2 separate regions of the Mus musculus genome follow, and region 1 is linked to region 2. Evidence: chromatin loops called from intact Hi-C (ENCODE). Cell type or tissue: left cerebral cortex. All regions are shown on one strand. Links, peaks and the distances in the headings refer to the core of each region. The heading gives the core; the rest is flanking DNA.

The links. A loop is a pair of places that touch in the nucleus more often than their neighbours do. Peaks named below come from ENCODE experiments on the same cell type or tissue, not always from the same donor. Only the 100,000 strongest peaks of a DNase experiment are listed, where the experiment ranks them.
Region 1: it touches region 2 in a loop (3-fold over the local background); 10 of 42 quality-filtered maps call a loop at or near these places.

The regions. Positions count from the first base shown.
Region 1 is chr4:21,442,523-21,448,691 of GRCm38, forward strand. No RefSeq gene overlaps it. Among named protein-coding and RNA genes, the nearest start is that of Prdm13, 240 kb to the right of the region's middle. In left cerebral cortex, for the core only: no CTCF peak of the experiment used is centred there; a DNase peak (open chromatin) is centred at 3,289.
Region 2 is chr4:21,811,995-21,818,163 of GRCm38, forward strand. It overlaps Usp45 (ubiquitin specific petidase 45), which reads left to right. Exons shown (of 18, transcript NM_152825.2): 11 at 3,313-3,404; 12 at 4,888-4,944; 13 at 5,507-5,650. Among named protein-coding and RNA genes, the nearest start is that of Pnisr, 33 kb to the right of the region's middle. In left cerebral cortex, for the core only: a CTCF peak has its summit at 2,302 (motif pointing left); a DNase peak (open chromatin) is centred at 2,264.

The DNA.
Region 1 (6,169 bases), core at 1,394-5,393, 370 kb before region 2:
GGTAAGAAACAAGAGAAATGCAGGGCAGACAGTTTTTCAGATGTTCCCATTGAAACACTGTCTCTCTAGTTCCCGTAAACACCTACCGCAGTGTTTTTGAAAAATCCAACATTATCTTTGGACCCTTCCACACTGTGGGCTCTCATGCCTTGCACCGTGTGTGTGTGTGTGTGTGTGTGTGTGTGTGTGTGTGTGTGTGTGTGTGCGTGTGTGTGTGTGTGAGAGAGAGAGAGAGAGAGAGAGAGAGAGAGAGAGAGGAAAGAGAAGAGAGAGAGAGAGGAGAGAGAGAGAGGAGAGAGAGAGAGAGAGAGAGAGAGAGAGAGAGAGAGAGAGAGAGAGAGAGAGCTAGTCCTACATCCACTATGTTCTGCAGGCTCAGTGGAGAACCACTAGGCATAACGAGAATAGTGGGGAAATGGGAGAGTCTGCCACCTGTTTTTTCAGACTCTTCCCAGATGAAAAAAAAAAAAAAAAAGAAAGAAAGAAAGAAAGTGAGGACATATATTCTTTCTTTGGGCCTAGGGTGACCTATTCCTACTCCTGCCTCTCACCTAGTGAATTAAAGCCTAATTCCCTCTGACCAACTCCATCAGTCTTCATGTTTCGAGCAGTTTGGGAAAATTGATCCAGATTGCCTTGCTCCCTTGTAGAGGGCCTCGGGAGCAGAAAAAGCCCTGGTCATCCTTCCTTCTGCTCATCTGGATTTCCTCACATGAAATTTCTAGGCTGCCCAAGAAGCTCGGGGGCAGTTTTCCACCATCACAATTTCTCTCCATGAACTTTATGGCTTCCATCTATCAAGTTGACTGGCCACACTTAGTCCTTCAAGACTTATCTTCTAACCAGGTAGTGGGTGAGGCTAAGATGTTCCTGGAGTCACTTTTCTTTGTGGGAATAAGTGTTTGACTTTAATGGGGGTTTAAAGGAGCACCAAGGAATTCCTCCTTAAAGCAGTGATCCCCAGACAGGGGATTTTGCTTCCAAGGAGCCTTTAATAATTCATGGAGACTGGTTTGGTTGTTCACAGTTGGGGTATGGTGTCAAGGTAGAGGCCAGAGATGCTGTTAAGCACCCACAATGACCAGAACATTACCCCACAGCAATGAGCTATCAGGTGCAAATCATCAATAGTGGATGAGGCTCAGAAACCACCTTAAAGAAATGACTGGCAGCAAAAATAAGACTCTCTGCCAAGCAAGCAAAGGAAAATATCTCCAGGCAGTTGAGAGTCATGCCATTCTTCAGTGCATAGTTATCTAGGTCTATTGTAACTCCCGGCAACAATGGCACAGTTCAAAATCTGTCAGCATTAGTTTTCAGCATGAAAAACTTGCTTTCAAATTACCTGGGAGTGCTCGGGCCCCACTCTTGCAGGAAGGACACCATCCCAACATTGGTAAGCTGTTTCTGAGCTGTTGCTTTTCTGAAACAAGTTTGTGAGCTTTCCGGAGTTCCTCCGTGAGGACATGAAACCAGAACCTGCCTCTGGCACCAGCCTATTGCCAGCCTACTTTTCTGAGTCACTTTTTTTTTTCAAGTGTGTGGTTCAATTCACACTAAATGTGTCTGTGTCACAAAGGATATCATCATGTGCTTCTATAAGCAGAGCCGGCATAATATTCCAATAGCCTTAGTAGATTGCAGCTTAAAATTTGGGAAAAATGATATATTTTGCAAATACATTCACACTAAAATTGAGTTATTTCGTGACCCTGAGCTGATGCTGCACATTTACACTTCAAACCTGGGGTGGAAACCCTGACAGCACCATTTGATGTTTACATGAAAATGGACTTCAAAGACTGATCCGTGTTTGTTCCTGCTCATTCTCTGGGCGCAGATTTCCCACAGAATGTGATTATACCTCTGATTACCTGTGCCTATTGTCAGGGCAGTTCCATCGAAAGCTTTTTTAGAAAGTAATAATTGTCTTTTGTTGATCAGGATAATAGTGCAGAGGGGCCGGCAGCACACGTGGGGCAGCCAGGCACAATACTGACAAGTAAGTGGCTGGGATAATTGAAAAACAGATCAAATCCACTGGACTTTTGTAATGAAATAAACTGTGAATAGAAGACTAAAATATCCTCAATGGCTGGATGTGTATTGTTACTTTGAAGCTTTTCCCAGCTACCACCATCGTGAAATCAGAGTGGACGCTAACACCCACTACTTTAAATAATTATTGGATTATTTTTTCTCATTATTTATCATTCAGCCTGTTCTGAACACCACCCCACTTGATGCCATAATTAGATCTCTGATAAACCTTTTGCAAAATAAATGGTTTTGCTTTTGTAGCAGCAGGGTTTGAAAACGGGGTTCTGAAGGTGGGGAAACAATTTGGTCTCCATTTTAGGTGCCTAGAAATGGATTTATATTTGAACATTGATCATGGCTTTAAGAAATATTTAATAAACTGCATATCTCTAATATTCTTGGAAATTATGGCATCAATTTATACAACAGTACCACTAAAAAGATGATTCCCGTTTTAAAGTCCTACTAAGTAAAGTGCTCAGTGAGTAACTATCACAAATGATAATTGGAGTGAGTGCATGTAAGTGAATAACTGTATGCCCGTTTGCTCATTGAGCCAGATGTCTATTCTTCCAAGAACTATTCTGGAAAATAAATAAGAAAACAAAGTCAGTACTTACCATGATACGAGATGATACCTAGGAACCTAGGAAGAGAACAAAGAGACAATATATTGTGTTGGTCCCTTTTTAAAAGAAGATGTGGGGGGGGAGTGGGTGTGTGTATGGGGGGGTGAGTGCAGGTGTCTGTGAAAGCTAGAAAGGGTTTCTGATCTCTTGGAATCAGACTTACTAGCAGTTTTTAAATGCTCAACAAGGGGACTAGAAATCAGACAGTTCCAGTGCCATCTCTCCAGCCTCTCTACAGATTTAAAAAGGGAGAAACACAAGTGTCATAAAAATGAAGGAATTGTCTTGAGTTTACACAGCTACAAGAGAAATTTGTCTCCAAATACTTAAGAGGCTAAGATGAACTTCTAGTGAATTGGTGTTAAGGAACTTTGGAGGGTTCCATGAGAAGCACCACAAAGGCCCACAAAATGAACTCAAGTTTATCAATTATTTGGTGTTCAAAAGCTCTTCTTAAGTCAAGGTCTTCCTTTCTGATCTCAAAATACCATTCGTTCTGCCTGCCCCTATTTTGAGCATGTCATTTTCTTTTCCTATTTAAACAAGAAAATCTCAATGGCTCTGCACAGCTTGGATAATGGAATAATTTCTGAGCCTAGTTTTCCAAGTTTCCTTCTGGCCCCTTGCCATCCATGCCCACTCATCATGAGTGCTCTACTCTGTAAAACACTTGTCTGGACCTAGAATACACCAGATTTCAGTCTCAGCATTTCCAAATCACCTGAAAGAATGTTTGTTGCTTGATCCTCTCATCTATCTCAAGCACAGATGCTAATGCATATCTTGGGTGTCCTGGCCTGTTGTCCCCTCTCTCACTCACAGGGCACTCCTAATTCTTCTCTTGGCCAGAGCATTAAGAGGTAGTAAGGACTTTGGGGTGGGGGGAGTGGTTATTAGGTCATAGAGTGGAATCCTTATTATTAAAAGCTGTGTGGTTTTGAAAGTACATTAGAGAAACTCACACTTCTCCAATATGTAAACACACAGGAGCCACATAGAACCAGAAAACAGGCATTTGCACATACTTGGTCTGCCTTGGTCTGGACTTGCGTGACTCAGGAGCTATCCACTCTGTCCTTTTCTCTCCTACTTTCCATCCTTTTGTTAAAGGACATGCCCAAATTCACCATCCAATTCATCTAGTAAAATTTTGATTTCTGAGCACATATGGTAGTAGACCTAAATACCTAGGAGGTATTTAGGTATTTAGAGGTTTACATAAGAGGTTGCCAATTGTTTGCTATAACATTTTGTGAGGATCACCTCCATTGTTTTGCCCTTGTGAGTTTATATCATTTTTCTTTATTACCACCAGGATGTGGTCAGGAAGGTACAGAATCGTCATGGAACATTCTCATCGGATCCATAAACCCACATCCAAAAGGTTCCCCTTGTTTTCTTTTCCCATCTATGAAATCAAACCTATTCTTTTATACATAAGATCTAATCAGAAGACATCTATTCTAGATTGTTTTCCTGTTGCTGTGTTAAGATGCTGAAGGTTTTATTTCAGCTTCAAAGGATGCCAGGGCAGGACACAAGGCTAGTACTAAAGCACAGACTATTGGGGTATGCTATTTAATAATTGCTTTCCCTGGCTTGCTCAACTACATTTCTTCTACAGCCCAGGCCCACTGGCATAGGGATGGCCCACAGTTCACTGGGCCCTCCCATATCAATCAGAAAAAAAAAAACAAAACAAAAAAAAAACCAAAAAACTAAAGACATGACCAATCTAATGGTGGCAACTCTTCCACTGAGATACCCTCTTCCAATATATGTCAAGGTTTATGTCATGTAGATTAAAAACTATGAAAATTTCTAACATAAAAGGTAAAAACAGAAAGAAAAATTAAAGATCTTAACCTTACTGTGGCTTGAATATTTTTTCCTCCAAAATTTATGTTTAAGTTTAATTCCCAATGTCACAATGTTAAGATATTAAACTTTTGAAAGATGGTTGATCTGAGGGAGTTTCATTCTAACATATGGAATGGCTTGAGGGACAAATTCTACCCTTCCTTCCTTTATGCCTTTCTGATTTATTCTGTGTGAAAACATTCAAGGAGGTGTCATTTTTAAAAGGGCGAGATATTTATATGATCTGAACAAAACCCACAAATTCACAGGGTCATTTCAGAAGCAAAGAACAGTTATGACCAGCTACAAAAACCCTCTGGCATCATGAACTTGAATGTCTCAGCCTCAAGAGTTTATCTCTCATTCAGAAATAAAGTTCTTCTCTTTAAAAAATTATTTAGCCTAAGATATCTTGTATGACAGTATGAACAGAGTCAAGAGAATTTGTTCAGTTTGAATAGATTCTTCAATATAGTAAACCTTTTCTCTTTTGAAAACCTTGAGCCATTCAAAGAAATAACACTTCTGTTATCCATCTACTATTTCTGCCATGGATATATAAGATCTTTTCTTGACCAGAAAGTGTTGAGAACCTCTGATTGAGCTGGCACATTGGAACCTTGTTCTTGGTAATAATAGCAAAGAAGAGTTAGAATAAGAAAGAATAGACTCTAGTCTAAAGATATAAAGAAGAGGAAAGCAGTAGATGTTCACAACGTAGTGTAGAGTTCTGAGAAAGTAGGTAGGTAGAAATCTCGTCTGTGGAATCTGATGAGGGAGCTAAAAGAAAACAATAGACAAATAGAAGAAAAAGAAAACAGAAATGCTCCCCAGTGGGGTTTTTCCATTAAAAAAAAAAAACTCAACTGTCACATCTAGCTGCACCAATGCTGCCCATGGGGTCCAGCTATACCTGTCAGGAGCTACTAGGAAACATGGAGAAAGACAGCGTGGAATGTGGTAACTCAAACTATAGACTGCATGCACATGTTGGATAGGAGGTTGACGCACACCATGCTGTGGACATAGAAGAAAATTTGCTATTAGAGTTTGGAGCCAAGAGATTCTCAATGCCCATGCCCATCAGTGTCTGGAAAAGTTACACAGGATAATGGGAAGTGCACAGAGAACTTGCTGGAGTATTGTGACCACCATCAGAAGAAAAGAAAAAGTAAGTGCAGAAGTACTGGCTTCTAAAAAAAGGAAGTATGAACAAAGGCAGATGGGATCCACACCTTCCAAAGCATCAGTCATAGAAAGTTCTAAGCAAACAAGCTGATTCCACAAACACAAGGTTCTGATTTGAATGGAAGATGATGCTAAGATCAGAGCATTATGGCCAAAAGTGTAATTCAGTAACAAAAGATCTCCTCACCAGGTGAACACACTGACTTGATGTCTGTGAACTGCTAATACTGGCAGGCAGTCTTCAACAAACACCTATAGAGACTGAACAAAAAGATAACCCAAGAACAGGGCTATTTTATTTCCCCTTTTTCAATGACTGAGATTCATGAATCCTTCCTTGGACCCTTCTTATTGGGACTTAATGTCTAGGGGCAGGATGGTACCCATAGGGAGACTGTCACTTCTCTGAGGAGAAAGGGATGGTTAAGTGGGAGAGAAAGGTTTGTTGAGGT
Region 2 (6,169 bases), core at 711-4,710:
GCAAGAGTGTCTCTGTTTGAATGTTGCAGTAAGGGTCAGGTGGGTGTGGCTTCACAGACGCTCCCTCAAAAATGGGTTTGTGATTAGAGCCACTGTGCTACAGGGTGGAGGACAGCTTTAATTATTTCATAACTGGCCAATGTGGGCAGTGTAGGCAGGTAGTTGGATACAGTGGAAAGGGTCATACCCTTCTCTGTTAAAGGGAGGCAAGAAATCTCTAGGGCTGGGCACAGAGGCAGAGCACAGAGCAGCCTCTTTCCAGTGACAAGGCTGCACAGCTGAGAACCGACTCCCCCAAATTAAGGGGCTGGAGATGCTGAGTTCTTAAAAGCGCTTGTTGCTCTTACAAAGGACCCACATTCAGTTCCCAGGCTCCGCAGAGGTGGCTCATCGCCATCTGTAATTCCAGGTCCAGAGGACCCAACACCTTCTGACGTTCACGTATATGGTATTTATGTTAAGCAAAACACTCATACATTAAATAGATGAATCCAAAACTAAAAATTAGAAAGGGAATACTCTCTCAAGGAAAAGGATGGGGAGATACGTGCTCAGTGTTAAAATTAACTAGACTAGATGCCAGAGATGCTTGCTGGGGGCCTGTCCGGGCCTGTGAAGGACTTGAAAAACTCCAATCATCAACAGCAACCGGCTTTCTAGGTGAGGAAACTGATGAGTGGTGACTAAGACCAGGTAAGGAGACAGGACTCAAGTGGTGCTTCTAGAAGGTGCTACTTTGATGCTTTGTGCTTGAGAAATATAGGTGACATTATGTCACTATAGAAATGGGTATCAACAGTCTTCCTATGAAACCCATACTTGAACATTTGAAAATGCTGACTCAGGATCTGTCCGCAAGAAAGAATGTCTGCGATAGAAAGAACACGTGACAATATATGGGTGCTTGTTTTTCTTTTACCTATTTTTGTTTGTTTGGTTTTTCAAGACAGGGTTTCACTGTGTAGCGTTGTCTGTTCTGGAACGCACTCTGTAGAGCAGGGTGGCTTCTAACTCAGAGACCTACTAGCCTTTGCTTCCCAAGTGCTGGAATTAAAGGAGTGAGCCACCATCACCTGGCTGCATTTTTTTAATTGAACTAATATCACATGTATAGATTGACACATCCGTACATAGGACTTCAGGAATTACGGAAAGTAGCGCCCTCTCTTGAGAACTGAGCTCTAGCACCTTTATGTTAGATGAGGAGGCTTGCTGATATACCTAAGGGTTTTCTTCTTAAATGGCTTTTAATTACTATTATTGTTTTTTATAATTTCACATGTACACTTTACAATAGTTGTATCACATCTAGAGAATGAAATTTGGTAGCCCTTCCCCCTGTCTTCTGGCTCTTAAATATTTCCTGTCCCCTCTTCTGCAGTGTTCCCTGCCTTAGAGGGAGTTGTGTAAGTGGCTTGATTAGGGATGGGCCCAGACTATCTCTTTATTTTCTGCATCCTGGGACAGCCATGAGTGTGAGCACACCACTGTTTATTGTAAGGAGGGGCTTCTCTTATTTAAGTCAGGAGACACTTGTCTATAGAAAACGGTTCGCTGCTATGTCTAGTTCACCATCAGAAGCGTGTTCCCCACATGAGTCTACCCTCCCCCCCCACCCCGCCCCTGTACCTCCATTGATTCCCAGGCTTACACTCTCAGGCGTTGGTTCACCACCTCTGGAGAAGGTTTAAGCCCACTTCTGAGGGCAGCCACCTTACCTAGTTTTAATCTAGACAAAATGCCTATAAGCTCCAAAGATGTTGCAGACTCACTGTTTATTTAAGAGACTAATAATAAATAGCAGCAAGTCTTGACTCCTTCAGCCTTTTGCTACAGTCTGCCAACATGAGACAAGCCAGTGATTAAGCAAGGCTTGTTCAGATATTGCAGTTCGAGTTTATATCCTGTGACATCTAATTCTCACTTAGTGTACATTTTGTTTTGAGATTCTGTTAGTATGAGCTCATCATTGTAAAGGACACTGTAAGATGTCGTATGTATTTTATTTCTAACTTTATTTTTGTGGTATTATACTGTTTATAATATGTGACTAATTTATAAGCAAGTGCTCTAACACTGTTGTAGTTACAGTTGGGACAGTGGTACACACCTTTAATTGCAGCACTTGGGAGGCAAAGGCAGGTGGGTCTCTAGGAGTTTGAGGCCAGCTTTGTCTACATAGTGTGTTCCAGGACAGCCAGAGCTACATAGTGAGACCCTGTCTCCCAAGGAGGTGGGTGGGGCATAATTTCTCCAGCATGTGCCTTGTTACTCTGTGTTGCAATGCTGCCATCTAGTGCATGCATAGAGCAATAACGCTGGTTTTCTTTCAACTGTGTCTCCTTTTTGTGCATTTTTTCGTAAGAAGACAGAATTTCTTAATAGTTACTATAAAATGTCTATTGGTTTTAAAGTATGTCTTCTCTGTTATTCAGTGCTTTGGATAATGCCTTTTAATAGTTTTCAACAAAGGTAGAGGCTTGCAAAGGATAGATTTTAAAAGCCAGTGAGCAGTTTTGTTAATGTACTTTCTGTCAGCTGGCTAATGGTGGCGCATGCCTTTAATTCCAGCACTGGGAGGCAGAGGCAGGCGGATCTCTGTGAGCTTGAGAGCAGCCTGTGTGTGTGTCAACTAGTTTAACTACACATACTTACAGCCTATTGTTTGGTCAGTGTCTCCAACACCAGTTATTTTACGGCCAACCATTAGCACAGCTTCCTTTGATTCGTAAGCACTCCATAAATCAAATGATTTCAACTTTGAAAGTAATCACCAAGCACGTGTGTGTGTGTGTTTATACTAATTCCCCAGGTGAGTTCTTATTCTGTGCTTCACACACTGTATTTTATACCCCCTTTTATTGCTCTGATTCTGGAATCTTTAGCCTTGAAGCAGCTATTTTTCCCTGTCCTGTCCACCTTTAGATTAGATACAGAAATGTCAAAAAAGTTAATAGGAGCAGCTTGGGTGTAGTATGAGCTAGTAGTTACTGCTATATTTACCTATTAAAATAATTTGCACTGGCAAGATGACTCAGCAAGTAAAGATATATGCTGCCAACCCTGGCAAGTGGAATTCAATTCCTGGGACCTACATGGTGTTAATTCTTAAAGATTATGGAACTCAATAGTCACAGTTCCTCTACAAAATTGTAAAGGAGAAAGATGTAATGTGATATATTAAAATACATTATTGGATATAATAGAGAAGCTATATTTTATCCAAATGACTTGAGTAGTAGCATGTCACTCTCGGATCAGTGGTTGTTCTGTGAATTTTTTTAATTTAGAAGAAATGTGTTCTTTTAACAGCCTATGGAAAGGAAGGTGTGAAGATGAACTTCATAGATCGCATCTTTATTGGCGAATTAACTAGCACAGTCATGTGTGAAGAATGTGCGAACGTATGTACCTAGAATTCACTTCATGGAATACACTACAGTCACATTGCTGTGTTGTGTTGCTTTATTTCTCAGGTATCACGGTGGTTATCAGAAGATAACAATAGCAAAATCATGGATGTGATCTAATAAATTGATGATAGACTTACTTTCAATAACAAGAAGTACTAATTCAAATTCCCAATATTTGCTTCATACACAAATAAAACCTCTTAAAGGACAGTAGTGGTGTCTCAGAAGTAACTAGTTTTGTGCAAGTGAACTGCCTTTCCTTTATAAAGCTTTGCTTGCCCAGGCTCTAAGACTTATAGTACATGAAACCCATTACTGCAGAAAGTAGAACTACACTGTTATGACAGTGGCCATCACTTAACTTCCCTGTAGAAACCCTATGGATAAAGGCTACAGGGATTCTGAGTAGAGTGTATTTCTCCTGTACTCAGCATGCTAGTCAGCTTTTCTAATCTAAAACAGCCAGTGATAATGACAGCAAAGAGTTTTCCTTCTACATGAAGTCTTGTCATTAAAAAAACCTTGGCACATGGCTATGCAATGATTTTCGTAATATCTGCCTTCCACTTCTAAGTGGCAAGCACACTTCTAAGTGTTTCTAAGTCCGTGTGTTTCTGTGCTGTGTAACTGTTTTTCCTCTTGACTTCCTTGTGAGGTCCTTAGGCTTTTCCTCACTCCATTCTGCTGTGTATGTGTAGCTCAGGCTTTGAACTGGAGTTCTCCTGTGTCAGCTTCCCGAGTGGTACATGTCAGATAAGCCTGGCTGAATGGATCAAATAGGTTAGCTTCTAGTTTAGACTGAGATGAGAGAGACATCTCTGAAACAAGTAATGGTCATAGTGCCCCGTCCTAAAATGTGGGGACAGAAAAAGACTATCACATTCGATTCGGGTTTTTGGGGTTTGTTTGTGTTATGTGATGTACAAAGGGTGTGTGTGTATGTGTGTAGAAACTCTTACTCTTCACTTAATCTTTGATTTTGAACTTCATATTTAAATGCCAACTTCAACAACGTAAAGCAGGCATGAACGTTTATAGATTTTTCAACTGCTTGTTAAGAAATATTTCTGAAAATGTGGTTGACTACAATAGATTAAACTTTTATCAGATTTTAATAAGAATAAAAATTTTCCAGGTCTTCTATCATCTCTAGTTTTAGAAAACAGGGATTATTGTATCTCCTCTTACTTATGACACTGAAACATAAAATGTGACTATAACTATTACTACATTTTATACAGCATTGGACAGAAATGCTGATTTCTCTCTTATACCAGTATCTTCTAAAACAGATTATCCTGAGAAATCGGTCAAATGCTTGTCTACTTTTTATTCCTAACACTTCATACAGTATTTTAACTTATAAGTTAAAGTTATAAGTTGTCTGAGAGGTTTGACTTGTTTTTCTCTTTAACAACAGTGTGCATCTATGCTAGAATTCTAACCGAATGTCTCCATCTTATTTTCCTTTAAGATCTCTACCATGAAGGATCCCTTCATTGATATCTCACTTCCTATCATAGAAGAAAGGGTAAGGAGGAGAAATCACAACATTCTCATAAAGAATATGCATCTATTCAATTATTTAAACATCTGTTGGCTTTATCTGTTACAGAGTCATGATTTACACAGAATTAGGTCTGTGTGGTGTGTTTGATACCAGGTTTGCGTATGTGTGCATGAAGTATATATATTTTCTTATTCCCGGGATTAAATCTTTTAACCTTGTATTTTGAAATTGTTAAGAAAATTACCCTTTTAAGTGGGCTGGAGAGATGGGTCAGCAGCTAAGAGCCCTGGCTGCTTTTCCATAGGACCCTGGTTAAGTTCCAAGCACCCTCACGACTTGTGAGCTGACAGCTGTGTGTAACTCCACTTCTAGTTCCAAGGTGAAATTCAGTACCCTCTTCTGGCCTCCGTGGGTCTGCATGCAAGTGGTGCACAACATCCATGCCATCAAAACACCCATACTAATAGAGGAATTTTAAAAATATATTTCTTAATAAGAAAATTTTCTTTTTATATTTCTAGTAAGTTACAAGTGTTAAAAAGAATTCATTCGCTGAAAATGTTTTATGTTACATGTGGCATAGGTTTCAAAACCTGTACTTTTGGGGAAAATGAGTAAATGCAGAAGTTTACAAGAAACAGACCAAGATCATAACAAGGGCACCGTGACTGTAGGAAATGCCCATCAACCCAGAGCTTCCAGGAAGCACTCCTCACCTAACGACAAGGCAAGTCAGGCTGTGGGGGGCTGCTGTGTTTTTAATACTTTCATTGTGAAAGAACGTTCTCAAGTAGAAACAGCAGTCTAAGAACACGCACCCTCCTGTTTCTCAGCTTTACAGTGCTCAGTTTACTGCTAGCCATGTTTCCACATACGTATTGCACCATGTCTTAGTTAGGGTTTTACTGCTGTGAACAGACACCATGACCAAGGCAAGTCTTATAAAAAACAACATTTAATTGGGGCTAGCTTACAAGTTCAGAGGTTCAGTCCATTATCATCAAGGTGGGAGCATGGCAGCATCCAGGCAGGCATGGCACAGGCAGAGCTGAGAGTTCTATGTCTTCATCCAAAGGCTGCTAGTGGAAGACTGACTTCCAGGCACCTGGGGTGAGAGTCTTAAGCCCATACCCACAGTGACAGACCTACTCCAACCAGGTCACACCTATTCCAACAAGGCCACACCTCCATCACACACTGCTTCCCCCCCCCCCCCCTACCGCTCCAGCTCTGAGGAAATCGTAGA